2 separate regions of the Mus musculus genome follow, and region 1 is linked to region 2. The links are chromatin loops, found by intact Hi-C in ENCODE. Cell type or tissue: heart. All regions are shown on one strand.

Region 1 (8,000 bases), 48 kb before region 2:
GAAATGAGTTCCGCTGGACTGGCTGTCTGCCCATAAAGTCCACTTTAAACTTTGAAGACTTGGTGGTAGAAATTATCACAGTGATTTCTTGTAGTGAGCTTAAGATAAAGTGATGATATTCTGGGGATGATGGCTTAATTAAAATATTGCTAGAATTCATAGAACATATTTCTTTTGACCATTTTAAATATGGCACTTACAGAAGTTACCCATGGCTGGTATTATATTTACCTTGGACAGTGTAGTTCTCCGACCTTAGTGTTTAAAATGCAGGTTGTGAGGTCTTAGACTAATTCAGTGATTATGAAAATAGTGTTTTTAAATTAGGATAGAATAGAATAGAAATACCAGAATGGCACAATTGGGAAACTTTGTTTTTATGGTCAGAATATCTGCAAGTCATTGTCCTGGCGGCCACCTTAATCTGGAGCATTGCCAGGAGAGCTGGTCTGCTCTACCCGAGGGCAGCTTGGTACCAGGAACATGGTATGGAGCTAAGGCCTGCGAGCTTAAAGCTGATCTGGAACTCTTCAGCTAAAGCAGACCCTACCAGAACGTAAACCTGCGTGTCAGTCTCATCTCAGTCTCATCTCAGCCAAGAGACTCCAGAGAATGGGGGGGGGGGGGGGAGCACGACGACGCTGCAGTTCCGACTCTTGAAGGCCTGTCTGAGCTCAGCCCTAAGGTTCCCCTGCAGTCGAGAAGGGACTTTTTTGTGTGTGATTAAAACCTTTTCCAAAATGGTCTCAGGGGTGGTGGTTCTTTCTAAGAAGTGAGATGTTTCTTAGTGACCTTGGACTCAAGTCAGACTTAATAGATTTTGCTGGGTTTGTGAGTGCAGAGCCTTTCCTTACGGTGTCCCTTCACATCTGAAGAGGCCACGGGGTGGGAGGTGCGCACGAGTGTGTGTGTGTGTGTGTGTGTGTGTGTGTGTGCTTGCGCGTGTGTGTGTGTGCTCGTGTGTGTGTGTGTGTGTGTGTGTGTGTATGTGTGTGTGCGTGCGTGTGTGTGTGTGTGGGGGGGGGGGGGGAATCGGAAGAGGCTGCTGTTAACCTGCGATCACATCATCCTTCTTCCAGAAAAATGTCCTTACAGTCCATTCCAGGGACAGTACATTACAGCTCACCAGATGGATGCATGGATGTATGCATGTGTGTACTTATGTATGTATGTACGTACGTATGTATGTTTGGCTGGGTTCTAAACACAGGATACTTACAGCATGGGGAGGGGACAAAGTCCCCCCTACCCAATAATAAAGTTTGTGAGTTTATGGCCTTGTATTTATTCTGACAGTTGTAAAAATTCTTTTGAGTTGACCCATTTTTCCTTTCTTAATTAAAAAAAAAAAAGTCTGGCAGGCCAGAGTAAGAACTATGAAACACGTGACTCAGTGCTTCAGCTCCTTCTCCTGGAGGCAAAGTCTTTAAAATTATGTCTTAGGCACGCTTGAGTTTTATAAAACAATTGCCCACAAAAGCCACCAACTATTTGCTCCTGAAGCTTGTAGATTTCGATGGTATTTGTTTCCAGGAAGGAAATTTAAAGCACAGCGTTTGGGAGTCACTGAACCCGAACTGTCTGTGGAGCGCTTGCCCTGTGAGCTAGCTGAGTTCGCTCGCCCTCGGCAGTGACAGCATTGACAGAGAGCCAGGCAGCTTTTGCCTCTTCTTCCCCTGGATACGTTCAGCCTTGTTGGTAATCACACAGGATTTTTAAAGAGAGCTAGGTTAAAAGATCTGCAAGTTCCTTTGGAGATAGAAAGCGCCGGAATACCAAGGACAGCCTGAACGGGCACCAGGCATTTGAATGGCTGCCCGTCAAAATTGCTCACTTGTTTGTTTACTTCAGATCCTTCAGACTGGAGCCGCCATCGAGGAGCACGTGATTCTGGAACTTTATCACAGTAGATTTGAAGACCAGGCAGAAGCAAGTTCCAGTGGCCCTTTCTGGGCAGTTCCCCTGGCTCCCCTTCTGCATACTCGATGCTGGAGCTGATTGGGCGGCTTCTCTGTCTTACGGTCTCATCTCTGATGCCAGTGTCTGAGGAGGCTTCCTTTCTCACACCTCCTTCTGGCTAAACCCTACCTACCTCACTCACACTAGTCCTCTTGCTGCTTTCCCCATAAAGCTGCGTCCATTTCCTAAAAGATAGTTAAATGTCCTTTCTCTGCACACCAAGCAAGCTACACTAGGGATATTCCATGTCATCTTCTAAGCCACACTACATGCAATCATCAGTTTTGTGTTAAAAACGGTCAAGTATTGGCAGTTTCCATATAGTTCTGTCTAAAATTAGCTGTGTTCTGTATAGGACTTGAGATAGGTCTCTCTGTGAATGTGCTACATTCAAGACATATTTAGCAAAAATTCTTTGGCATCTTTTTAAAAATAGGGTCATTGTTAAGTACCATTAAACTATCTTAGTAGGCCTGTGCTTAGAGAATGGATGTTTTAACCATCTAACTATGGATGTAATATTTACTTTCACTAAGCTTAATTTTATTAGTTGTAGTCACATTTTCCCCTAATTTTTCATTATCTTTTAAAATCCTGATTCAGTAAAATATCAGCTCAGCTATAGCTTTCGGTTCGGTTACAGAGCTGCTGTGTTGTCCGCTCAGTAACCCTGCATCCCCATTGGCAGGCTTCACATGGGGCTTGGACTCAGATCTAGCCATCTCCACAACTATTCAACGCACACATCTCCGTCCTGGCTCGAGTGACCAGAGGGGGTAGGGTGGCCCTGGCGTCTCTGAAGCCTGAGCAGGCGGCAGGGGCACCCGTGTGAGTCGGTACAGAAGGCTCCTTAGTGTGGTCTGACTTTGTTTTTCTCATGATATCATGTTAGCTGCTAGTGATCATTATTTGCAAACCAGTTCTGTAGTTTTGGCCCGGGCATGGGCACAGCAGCCTATCGTTTGTGGTCTCTGCCTGGTCATTCACATGTGTTTGTGTCCCTTGCTTGCTGCCACACTGAGACACCCGTGGACTAGGCTTCTCTTCCATTCATCAGTGTTGGGAGCACTTCTGCCAAGGCTCTCAGTGCCTCCCGTCTCCAGAGATGTGAAATGACTTACAGGGCTAAGTGCTGTTCTTCTCCATCTGTTCCTCTCCAGCTCCAGTTTCTCCTTCGCTGTGTTGGTCTCTCTTTCCAGCTCTAAGGCCTTGTACTTGATAGAGAAGATAGACGCCAAGATAGGGTTGAGCAGTTCTGCTTTCTTGCATTATCAGTCCAAATGACCCCACCTATCAGCTGTGGGCCACACCCTTCCTTATTCTTGCTCTTAGAATAGTGGAAGAAAGCCCTTTTGCCGGCTTTATGCTTTTCACAGTGCTCATTATCTGTTAACATTATGACTATTAATGTTCATGATTCTGTGTCTGGGGTGCACACTACTCTAAGCAAGACCTTCCTTCATTGAATTTTAAAAAGCCTTTTAAATGAGTTAATTTATTCTGTGTGTTTGGGCATTGCTTACATGTCTGCCTGTGCACTATTTGCGTGTGCCTGGGATTGGAGGAGCCAGAAGAGGATGTTGGATCCCCTGGAACAGAATTCCAGGTGGCTGTGAGCCATTGTCTGGGTTCTGAGATTTCAATCAGGGTCCTGGTTAAGAGCACTGGCTCTGGATAATCACTGTATTAAGTTTTTTGTTTGTTTGTTTGTTTTACTTAAACTTTTTTTACTCCAAAGAAAGAACATGAGAACAGGTTAGCTTTTCTATATTTATTTATGCTTATAACATTTGTACTAACAAATTTTGGCAATCTATACTAATGTGTTTATAGATACACATAATGTATTTTGGTCATTTACACACACACACACACACACACACACACACACTTAAAAGCTAAACACTAGGGGCTGTGAAGATGGCTCAATTCAGTATACTTCAGTGAGAAACCCTGACCCAATATTACGTAATGGAGAAGGTCAAGGAAGACACTTGACATCAACTGTGGGCTTTCATGTGCACATGCACACTGACTTCATACTTGTAAATATGCACACACACGCACACGCATGCACACATACAAATAGATAAGGTGGAAAATAATTGAGGAAGATACTTGCCATTGACTTCAATCTTCCACCTCCCTACACACATGTACCTGTGCATAAACACACACACATACACACACCAACATGTATGTACACAAACAAGCAAAAATAAATAAGAAAATCTTGATGCTAATGCAAGGGTTTCTGGAATAGACACTTCCTCGGCTAGACCAGGAGAGTAGCATTCTTTATTTTATTTTAGTTTTTGGTTTTTCGAGACAGGGTTTCTCTGTATAGTCCTGGCTGTCCTGGAACTCACTTTATAGACCAGGTTGGCCTCGAACTCAGAAATCCGCCTGCCTCTGCCTCCCGAGTGCTGGGATTAAAGGTGTGCGCCACCACGCCCAGCTTGAGAGTAGCATTCTTGATGATTTCCATGCCAGCTCTTACTATAAGCACAGGTGTGTGTGTGTGTGTGTGTTTGTGTGTGTGTTCATTCATTCCCGAAGGAGCAGATTTGAGAAGAGTGGGTTTAGAGGTTGACTCATCGCAACAACTGGACATCCTAGGGGCAGGCTGTGGTCACATGTCCCGTTAGGGGGCTTTCTCTGTTAAGGGCAATCCTTCCCTACCTTAGAGTCCTTTTACCCACTTTGCCTCATTTTCCCTGAGAGCCATCACCAGTGCCTTCCCTTCTTCATTTGCTTGCTCACTCTTATGGCTTTTCACTTTCCTCCATTGGTCTCCAGATTCCAGAGGTCGTAGGGTCCGTTCTTCCCCTCACCCAGCGCTATAGACGATGGAAAGATGGAAGATACGAGTATCTGTTGGATGAATGTGTGCAAGGAAAAGATGATGGTTAAATTCCACGGAAAGAATGAGAAAAGCATATGAGACTGTTTAGTTTTGGAATAAGCACATTTATCTATGTCAGAGGCACATAGCACAGCCCTGGTCACAATTGGCGGCCTACTGGGCTGTGAATGAAAGGCAAAATCACACTCAGTATATTCTACTTTTGAAGGCAGAAAAAGAGTATTTTTGAAACATTTCCATCAAAAGAAATGAAACTTTTAAAACACTGGTGTTTGAAGGGCTCACCCCTTGGGAAAATGACTGCTTACCACAGATTGAATTCCCCCGTTGCACAATTTGAAAGCCACTTCTTTTTAACATCTGTTTTGTTCCTCAGCCTTATTCACACCCTGAACAACTTCTTCCTAGATTTTTAAAAAAAGATACGCTTCCCTGCTTACCTCCGAGCTCTGTATCCAGAAGGCGTGGGAGTGGCTCTGAGCTGCATAGGGCAAGGGTGCTGAGCAGCCCTGCGGAGCCCTGGGCTCCTGGCCTCTGCATGTGATGTGGCCCATTTGTGCTTCTCAGGTCTTTTTTGGAAAAATGAATTGATAAGTGTTCCTAAGTGTCTACAGAGGGTCTATCGAGTCACACAAGTAGATTTGAAAAATGCTATGATCTCCTCCATTAAGTCTTTGCTAAAAGCATAGGTCTTTCGTAGATGAGTGGCTCTTCTCTGTGCCTGTTACCCTTGTGCATGGTTGGCTCCTAAACTTTAAAAATACAACCTTCTTATTTTTGTTCTTTCTTTTCCTGTTGTTATTTGCGTGGGGGCACAACAGCCATGATTTCCCTGGTTGAACAGAATCTCAGCTTTATAACCTTAAAAGCAAGGGCAACTTTTGAATGTGAAGGGAGGGCCTCCCGCCTTGATTAGAAAGACAGAGCCGTGTGCCGTTTGGTAATGGGGAGTCACACAGCTCTGTTGGTTACATAATGGAATGGTCACTCAGCGCAGATACTGGAATCCATCACCCGGGACCATTGTGTCCCTCACAGAGACAGTGCCCTCTTTGTGCGCAGCACGTCAGCAGCTTGTGGTTATTAGCTTAGCTGTTAACTTAAATCGCATTCCTGGAAAGGAAAAGGCTGCAGCTTTCTTCTCTCTCTCTCTCTCTCTCTCTCTCTCTCTCTCTCTCTCTCTCTCTCTCTCTCTCTCGGAGGGGAGGATGCCTATTTGAAAATCCAAACATATAATTACTGCTGGCCACATGGCCATTACACTTCTTTGACAAGACAACTTGTGTTTTGTTAAATCTAGACAGTTGTAATTTCCCACAGTCCCATGATCTCTGTCATATTAATTTGATCTAAATATTTGAGGGGGAAATGAAAGGGTTTGGGGGGTCAAACTTGGTCAAATACATTTGACACCTAAAGAATTAAAACCTTACCTTGAAATGTTGGTAACATAGGACAGTTATTTCATAGTTTGCCCTACAATGGTGCTTTGGTTTGGATAGAGTTCTCCAGGGCTTGGTCTTAGGTTGCTGGTGTTTGGAGGTGACATAGAACCTTTAAGATGTACAGGTCATTGGTAGAGCCTCCCTTAGCGTTAAGGTCTCAGGATTCCCCAGGTTCTTATGTGAGTGACCCACTGCAAGAGCCATCCTGTCTCTCAGAGTCACTCCTGCTTCCTGTTTGGAGGTGATTCTTGCCAGTGTGTTGGCATCTTTCCTCCAAGGTCCTCACTAGAGCTGAGCTGATATGGTCACCTCCACCAACCTCTGATGTCCAGAACTGTGAGCTAAATACAGATCTCTTCCTTACGAGGTTAGCCTGCCTTTGCCATTTTGTTATGATAATAAAAAACTAGCTGGGGACCTGGCGAGATGGCTCAGAGGGTAAGAGCACTGACTGCTCTTCTGAAGGTCCTGAGTTCAAATCCCACAACCACATGGTAGCTCTCACAACCACCCATGAGATCTGACATCCTCTTCTGGTGCGTCTGAAGGCAGCTACAGTGTACTTATGTATAATAATAAATAAATCTTTGGACCGGAGTGAGCAGGGACCAAGCGAGTAGGGCCAACCAGAGCAAGTGGGGATGACCAGAGTGAGCAGAGGTCCTAAAAAATTCAATTCCCATCAACCACATGAAGGCTCACAACCATCTGTACAACTATAGTGTACCCACATACATTAAATAAATAAATAAATAAATAAAATAAATCTTAAAAAAAAAATCTAGCCGATGGATGCAGATGCTGTTTTTCCCTCCCCATCCTCACGAGGGGAAGTTTGTATAGGATTGAATTTGTGCTTCATTTACAGCATCAGCCTTCATGGAGTGGGTGGGCTCTTGGTGTCTGCCATGTGCACTCGTGAGTGTCAGGAGAGGTCAGCACAGGAGAGCACTGACCTTGCCAGTATCATTCCTCTAAATGGAGTTGCTGTGAGGTTCTGATGCGAGTGTGGACAGAGGAAGTCTCTGAAAAGGCCACACAAATAAAAGTAGTAATATCATCTCTGGGATTTACCAGTCAGATGCAAGCCTGCGTGCCGTCTCATCTGCTCCAGTGGGGAACAATTCAAAGCAAATGTATACATCTGCTCTGCGTGAAACTGCTGTCAAGCGATGACTAGAAAGAAAACAAATTGGCGCCTTGTTCTAGGTGAAGAAGAAAGAGGGGTGGAGGAGAGAGGGGGAGTGCAGAAAGTCTAGAAGTTGAGAAGGAGATTTCTCAGCTTCCCTCGATATTGGTTTCTCTTTCTTCTTCCTTAGAGTTCACTTAGGCCTGGCGCCGAGATCCCTGAGTAATGCTTGTTCTAGTGAAGTGGGCCGAAGCCCACAGCCTCAGTTGCAACATTTGGGTATAGTGGGAGGTAGGTGTGCACATAGCCTGCCATTTACACCCATTAGCACCCACGATGGCCCTTACACTAGAGTGTGGTCCACAGTTTGAGGTGCTTTGCTCCTGTTACCTCTTGTCTTCTCACAGCCCCCTCTCAGTTGTTTACAGTTCACCCTCCCTGCAGACTCTACAGTATAGACCCGTCTGATGGTGACACACTCGTGTTTGTATTCAGTGCTCATCCGGGCATACTCGCCGGCTTATAGCCCAAACATGATTGGTTTAAGATCAGAGTCCTCCTGGCCCACATTTTAGAAGGAGATGTTTTAGTGAAGTATTGT
Region 2 (8,000 bases):
AGGTTGGTGTGTGCATACATGCTCCTGCCCACATGTGCAGCATTTGTTCAAAGCTGTGACCTTCTTCCAGCAGGTGTGGGGTCACAAATGTTGAGGCACAATTTGTCTCCGTGATTGGTGGCAAATTCTTTGAGTTGATTTCACCAAGCCACCTTCACAGCCCCTTCCTTCTGTGACCCTTGGTAGGTCATTGTAAGCATATTACCAATTTTGAGTTTCTTGATGTGTCTCAGAAGGTCCCATTGACATTATGTCATTTGAAATCACCACCGGTCAGTGTTGGATAGATGCAGGCAGGTGTTTCCTGTCCCTTCTCCGGGTAGGGGTCAGTGGGACCATGTGAACAAACTCTCCAAGTTGTCAGATGGTGAGAAGTTGGGGTTTCCCTTCTCCCAGCCCCTTCTTGTTCTGTGCACAGGGGCAGGTGATTTCCCCAGTGGGATAGGCTCCTTTGCCTGCACTTTTGTAACTGCATCCAGTATCTCCCTTCCTGGTAAGGTTCCTTAATTCTCCCATTCAGTCCTGGAGAGGAGCAGAGCCAAGGCCAGGAAGATGGAAAAGCTGCTGTTCCCTTTCCTCTGTCATATTTGCGATGTCGCTTTCCTTCTTGGAATCTTAACAGCCCGGCATTTGTATCTACTGCTTGTTCTATTGAGAAGGGAGAGTTTCTTCCCAGGCCTGGCAAACATAAGGCTACTGTGAACTTCGGGCAAGGGTCCAGGCCTTTCCAGAAACCCTCCGTTCCTGGCAAGCTGAGGAGTTCTGCTGGACAGAGGGCAAGGGTCTGCTCCTTTGCTTAGACTGTCTCTGTTTTTCTCTTCTCTGATTTCTTCCTTCTCCCTATTTATTCTGAGTGTGTGTGTGTGTGTGTGTGTGTGTGTGTGTGTGTGTGTGTGTGTGTGTGAGAGAAAATGCTTTTTCTGTCTAAGATTGCAATGAATTCTCAAAACCTCCGTAGGCTTAGCCATGGGAGGTCACAGTTAGAGCAGATATGATGGGAAAGTCCCTCACCAGAGTGAGTTAAAAGTATTAGGTTAAGGACAGAATGGGCTGATTCGAACCATGGTCTCTCCAGCCTTTCTGGGCTCCTTCTGAAGCTGTGACTTTTCTTGGACACAGACTGCTTGAGTGCTTTGGGGAGCTGCTCATCATGTGCACAGATATAGACCAAGGCACACATTTTATAATTGTTGACAATCACAAGAACCTGGAAGTTATTTCCCTCCCCTCCCCTCCTCATTGTGTGTGTGCGCGCGCACACGTGTCCTTTATTTTAAGAATTATAAAAGTGTTCCTTTGCAAGAATCTAGTTTATATATTTAAATGCAGGTTTTCTGTGTTCTGGCATCCCAACTATGCACCTATAATATTCTGTGCTCACCAAAGAAAGGAAAATTACTTACAAATTATATTTGTTATAAAAAAATAAACATTTGCATGGTAAGTTGATTTTTTATTGTATTTATTCTTTAACAGTTTTATACATGTATACAATGTATCTTTATCAAATTTACCCTTCCCTCTCCCCTCCCACGCTTGCCGGATTCCTCCAGACCCATGCTCTTCTGGCCTTTGTGTTTGCTCCTTTTTTTTTTTTTTTTTTTTTTTTTTAATATCCTACTAAGGCCAGTTAGTGGAACTATGGAATATTAACTGTTGATAAATATTTAAAAGTATGATATTTAAGTTCGGTAACTGAAAGGAGCTGTGTTAATGGCATGAGGGCCCCCGAATAGAAAGCCATTGACTCTCACTGTGTGAAAGTTATGACTCTCACTGTGTGTTCCTGGCTGTCTTGGAACTGGCCCTGGCCTCGAACTCACAGAGATCCAGCTGCCTCTGCCTCCTGAGTGCTGGGATTAAAGGCGTGCGTCAACACTGCCCAAGCTCCTGTTTTCAATTTTAATACAAAGCCCAGGTTACTTTCTTTCAGCTTTCTGGAGGGAAATATTGCTTTTGTTAATTTTATCTAATTTAAAGATTTAGATTATTAAGTCACTTCTATTATGGTGATAGTTTAATGTCTCTTGTTTCGTGTAGATAGTTAAATATTAGCAATCCTAGATGCCGTATAGACCACAGACGTGAAACAGTGATGCCCACAGAGAGAAACAGTCACCGTGTAGACATTACTGCTCTTGGTACTTGACCTCCAAAAGCTGAGTTAACTCTCAGTGGACTTTTGTGGCAGCCGGTCCTGATTACAGCTCAGCTCTTTGGTAGGAAAGTGCAGCTGGGAGTTAAGTCACTGTAACAGGCTGCTGGGCTTCTGCACACTGGATACTAACTTCTACTCTAGCTTTTAATTGTATGAACAATTTGTGTAGGTGTAGTAGATAATTATAATTTTCCTTTTTTTGATTCTGATTCTGTGGAACAAATCCAAAGAATACTTGTGCACATTAGACAGATGCTGTACCACCGCTATATCCCAAACCCTTTCAAAAAACATTTTTGTGGTTCTGGAGGGATCACTCAGCCTGTGAGATGCTTGCTGCACAAGATCTACAACCTGGGTTAGATTCCCCAGCACCCGTGGATTAAAAAAAAAATTGGATGTGGTGACATGTGTTTATCATCCTACTGCTGCGGAAGCAGAGCCTAGAGTATTTCTAGAGCTTGCTGACCAGCCATCCTAGCCTATCGGTGACCCCCCAGGTCCCAATGAGAGACCCATCTCAACAGACAAGGCAGATGGCTCCTAAGGAGTGGCATAGGTTACCCTCTGACCTACACACATACACTCTTTTGGGTGGGTGAAAGAGTTTTGTCACTGTAGCTAAGACAGTGTGGTTTCTTTGCCTTGGGATGCACAGGAATTTATTGATTCTCCCTGATACCTTCTCCAGCCAGCATCAGTGAACATCCCTTTCGATGGAGTTGTTTTATTAGGGAGGCAGACTAGCCTGGTGTGGAACTAACACTGAAGTGTCTTTGAAGTCTTCTGACGATGAAGCGTGGAGTAATGGCCCTGCTGCAGTTTACCCCTTTGTCATTGCTCTGACTCTGCTCTAGAGAGAGGAGCTCCCCGTAACTTACAGGCAACACCCTTAGTTACTCAGGAGGTGTCTGTAGCGCACCAAGCACCCAGAGCGTATCTGGCTGTTCTTGTGCTTTGACACCCGGGGAACCTTGTGACTCCATCACCCAGTGGTTCCTGACACGCCGTCTCATTATAATTTGAGAAACAAAGGGATAACTTTATGAGGAAAGCTTTGGTCCTTGTGCCAAAACCCTAGTGATGTTTTTAAAATTAAACAGGCATTTCCCCATTAACCTGGAGACTTCTTACTCCAGATGAGTTCTAGCCTAGTGGTAGCCAGTTATGTCCTAAGTTATCAATACGGCTACTTTTAGGCTACTTTTCTGTTTTATTACCTTTGTTCATCTATTTGTGTGGGAGTCTGAAGGGCTAGCTGAAGCATGCTACAGTGCAGGCTGTCAGAGGACAACTTGTTAACATTGTGTGGGACCCAGGCATCACTGAGCTCAGTTGTCAGGCGTGGTAGAAAGTTTCTTATTTACTGTGTCATCTTGATAGCCTGGTTTTCTGGTCTTTAATTTGAGCAAATGCACAGTTAGTGGCTTGTGTTTGGATTGTTTGGAACTCAGTAAATCCTCTTCTCATCTTTCGTCTGCCTTGGTTGGATTTTCTAACAACAAAACATTATTAGTCTCCCCAACCCTCTTCAGCTACCAGCTGTGGGGTCCAGGGCCTGTCTCGAGTCCCGTAAGCATTGTGTTCACTGTGTCTCCATCTCTCCTTCCCAGTGCCATTGCTTCCATCCTGAGGGCCTGGCTTGACCAGTGTGCGGAAGACTTCCGGGAGCCCCCTCACTTCCCTTGCCTTCAGAAGCTGCTGGAGTACCTCAAACAGATGATGCCTGGCTCTGACCCAGAGAGGAGAGCACAGAACCTTCTTGAACAGTTTCAAAAGCAGGACGTGGATTCCGACAGTGAGTACCTGTTTGGTCCCAGGGAAACCTCTACTGGGCTCTGCAATGTGGGGGCTCCCCATTCATTGACTCAATAAGAAACCCTGGTACCCTCAGAAAATTGGGATAGGTATAAAATTATTGAACTGTGAACCTCAGAACCCTAAGGTTTCAGAGTGAAAAGAGGGATTTTCAAGGCTGGATTTATGATTTTAAAGATTAAATTGTAAAACCAGCTCAGAGAAGCTAAGTAATTGCCCAGGGTGCCTACTGTTACCAGGAACAGGGTTTTCTTGATTTGTTTTTGTTTTTTTTAAACTTTCTCTTATCAACATGAATGGGCTTCTTCTCTGCCTAATGTGTTCTATCAGATATAAACGGGCGACAACCAACCAACCCTGTGTGGCTGGCAAGGGTTCAAGTCCACGTCCCTCTCACAAAAGCTTGGAAGAGGTGTTCCTCCTTTTCCCTAAAAAGCATTAGTGTCATGTCCCCTGGCAGCCCCGATTGCTGACATCGACTGTCTCTAGTGACCGAATCGAAGGAAGTCTCTGAGGCTGTTTTTTCCTATTGGAGGCTGACCTCGAGCTTCCAGGGACAAATGCAGAGCCACCACTGCTGGCCATAGAGTGTGCTGGCTGCCAGGCTCTGCAGAAATTAGTCAAGAGGTTCCATCGCGCTCCAGCGTGATGATATAGCCTTTCACCGAGGCACTGGGTAACAGTTGCCATGGCAGCTGACCCACTTGGAACTTCTGGTAGGCATTTCCTTGAAGTAATGTCCGGTTTCCTCAGTGAGGGAAAGGAAATGGCTCCTAACGCAGATAAGGGATGCTACCCCAAAGCCAAAGCAAATACAGTGACTTTAAATTCTACCCGGTACCTGTTGAGTGGTTTGTATGGACTGGGGACCAGAGAAGGGGAATGCACTTGCATCATTTGGCTCAGATTGCCAAAGGCTTTGTATCTCAGATGACTTCATCTGCCGGGAATGCTTGAATACCCTGGAAGCTCAGCTCCAGCTGCCAGACCTCAGCTCCCTTCAGGGCCTCCTCCCGCCTGCCCGCCCAGCTTTGTGCTCTGGTAGAAAACGCTGCTGCTGCTGCTGCTGTTGCACTGGAGCCCAGCTCGCCCCACTGGGGCTGCCTCTGGCCCCATGCCTAATTGGGGAACCAGTGGGACCAGTCATTGGTCCTCTCCGGCTCAGGGAATGGAGGGCAGAGCTCTTTTGGCAGGCAGAGGCAGGGACTAGGGAGGTGGCCTGACCTCACAAAAACTTTTAGGCAATACCCAAGAATGAATCTTTTCCTAAGTGTGGGCAGTTGTCATCAAGAATGCTCCAGGCCCTGTTTATGAAGTATAGGCTCCATTCCTGAAGAGGAATGTTGGGAGCTTAGTTAGTTCCCTTGTGCCTCTCACCCCCCAGCCCCCATGTCATACTCTGGAAAGCAGTGAGCTTTCCTGTGTGTTTGCAAAAGTAAAACTGTGCATAGAGATTTGTACATAACCCCTGGAGACTCAGGCAGGAGCAGTGAAAGCATAGACCAGGTCCCAGAGAGAAAGGATCACAGGTTTCACACGTAGTGACATTCTAGGTGCATGCCAGATTTACAAGGAATGAATGAATGAATGAATGAATGAATGTGTGAGTGAGTGATGTTAGTCCTTACCCTGTACTCTCCTTGGCAGAAGCTGGACAGCTTCTGCATTGTTTTATAGGTATTAAAGTACATTGTAGTCATCAGGAGGGGTAGAAGGCTCCTTGAACCTTTGATTGGCACATCCGATTTCTTCTTCACTGAATGAGAAAGTGCCAGAGTTGAGTGGAGAAGTACTGACATCAGGCGCTAGCATCCTCCACTGGGTGGGATTTTAGCTCTTTGATGGGTGCTTTTGCTTTGTATCCAGGATAACAGGAATAGATAGTGAAGCTCTCCTACCAGTCCCATTCACAACAGAACGTTCAGCTCTGAGGTCCAGAGCCAGTCCTGTAATCACAGCCCTGCCACCAGAGCGGGCAGGTAGCACATGGTACTGGACAGGTAACAGTCTCACTTTGAGCACCCCATTTCTCAATGGAAGCTTTGAAGAAGCTCTATCAATTCAATATAAGATGCCTAACAGCGTCCCCCATAAAGAGAAGGAAAAGGCTTAAAAAACGTAACCAGGCAGGGGGAGTAGTAACACGGAACTGGATTTCTGCCTGGATGCCACTGTGTGCAGCTAGGCTTCCCCAGCCCCAGCAGAAGTTCAGCTTTGACTGAAAGGGACCAAGAAGTGTGGTGGGAATGAGAGGGCCTGGGAGAAGGAGACTTCAAAGAGGAGGCTGGAGCTCGGCCCTTCAGCATTTCAGATGGGCTCCTGGGCAGTGATTCCCGTTGACTTCTTTAGGCTCTGAGCTGTGTAACTTTAGGATGGATGACCAGCAGTATAGGGTGCCAGGGCATTTATTTCCAATCTGTTTCTCACCTTTTCACTCTCTATGTGAAAGCTGACAGCAACCCTTTGATTTAGCAGCATTTGAGTCTGCTCAGTATTGTTAAAAGGACTACAGGTCTCATCACATCTCTGAAACCCCAATGACCTATCCTACCTTACCAAACCTTGGCCGGCCGCCTTGCTCAGTCTTTTAGGCATCTGGCTCTCTGTGGCTCAACAATCAAGGCTTGCAGGGCTGGGGTGTAGGTATTAGCTGGTTTGGTCCTGGAAATGTTGATGGAGTTGATGGGGGCTGAGATGAGGTTGTGTTCAGTTTTGCCTCTTTAGTTTTTGCCTGGGCTAGCCTCTGAGTGATTTCTCAGGGGTCACTCAACACCTCTCTGAGCTTAATAAGAACACGAGAATACTCAGGATTGTATCTCCATTTTGCTCCAATATATCGTTCTTGTTCGTCTCTACCTGTGGTTTTCTGAAGAGTTAGCCCTTTTCTTCCTGAATGAAAGAAGTGTAGTTTGACACTATGACCAAGGCACCCCCATACTGACTGTTTTCCCATCGTGGACAGATGGACTTCTCAACACCAGCTCCTTCAGCCTGGAAGAGGAAGAGGAACTGGAGAGCGGAGGGTCAGCAGAATTCACGAACTTCTCAGAAGATCTCGTGGCAGAACAGCTGACCTACATGGACGCAGTAGGTCTTCTCACTGTATCTCAGATGTGTCTCTACTTAAAACGTGGGGTGGTGGCAGTACTGTTGGCCCAGAGGGCAGTGGGCAGCACGGGGAGTGTGCCACAAGTCCTACTGAGTCTTTGAGAGAGTCTGTGTCTGTAAAAGGAGAGTTAAGGCTCTGTGAATCATTCGTGTGAATAATTTAAGCCTCGGCTCTTCTTGCAGCCCTGGGTGAAAGTGCATTTTCCTCAGAGCTCGGGTCACAGAGGGAAGTAAGAATTCTAATCCTAGCGAAACAGAATCTACCTTGTGCTGTGGGTATTTCTCTCCCTTTGGACTCATAAATATTTCAAGAGCCGAACTGTTTATTTGAAGGACTGTAAAGGGGTGAAAGCCGGAGTCAGTTTGAAGTAAGCCCATGGAGCCCACATGTGACCATATCTGGCAGCCCATCTCCACGTGTGCTTCCTGCACATTTGAATTTTGACCGTTTCTGTGTGCTGTGCACATTTGATTGTGTTAGTCACACTTCATAGCTTGGAGTTTGCTGGAAAACATAGTCAAAGAATTAGCAGTTACCACGGTGGTTTTGCTCTTCGGCACTTAGCTTTTGCAGCATATGAACTGGCTAAAGTTTCCATCCAATGGGAATGCAGATCAAGTATGGAAAGTAGATCACGTAGTCTATCTTGAGCACACGCTGGCCATATTTCTATACCAGCTTTTATACACCCTATATTCAGTTGTACAAATGAGAATCTGACCTAGTCAGCCATTTGTTGTTGTGTAACTGCTAGAGTGAGGGAAAGAAAAAATATTTTATTTTTATTGCTTTAAGGAAAAGACCTGAAAACCAGGCTCTAGGTCCCCCATTCTTCTGCGAGTGTGTAAGGTTGTCTCTAGGTCTCCCATTCTTCTGCGAGTGTGTAAGGTTGTCTCTAGGTCTCCCATTTTTCTG

Evidence for each region. Peaks named below come from ENCODE experiments on the same cell type or tissue, not always from the same donor. Only the 100,000 strongest peaks of a DNase experiment are listed, where the experiment ranks them.
Region 1: it touches region 2 in a loop (2.3-fold over the local background); 3 of 42 quality-filtered maps call a loop at or near these places.

What each region holds. Positions count from the first base shown.
Region 1 is chr1:152,601,641-152,609,640 of GRCm38, reverse strand. All of the region lies in intron 2 of Rgl1 (ral guanine nucleotide dissociation stimulator,-like 1), which reads left to right. Among named protein-coding and RNA genes, the nearest start is that of Rgl1, 20 kb to the left of the region's middle. In heart, no CTCF peak of the experiment used is centred here; DNase peaks (open chromatin) are centred at 3,230, 3,560, 5,300, 5,800 and 2 weaker places; H3K27ac peaks cover 2,340 bases.
Region 2 is chr1:152,553,359-152,561,358 of GRCm38, reverse strand. Rgl1 (ral guanine nucleotide dissociation stimulator,-like 1) reads left to right here. Exons shown (of 18, transcript NM_016846.4): 5 at 3,772-3,956; 6 at 6,939-7,063. Among named protein-coding and RNA genes, the nearest start is that of Gm51749, 17 kb to the right of the region's middle. In heart, a CTCF peak has its summit at 4,505; DNase peaks (open chromatin) are centred at 719, 4,568, 4,978 and 7,028; H3K27ac peaks cover 4,205 bases.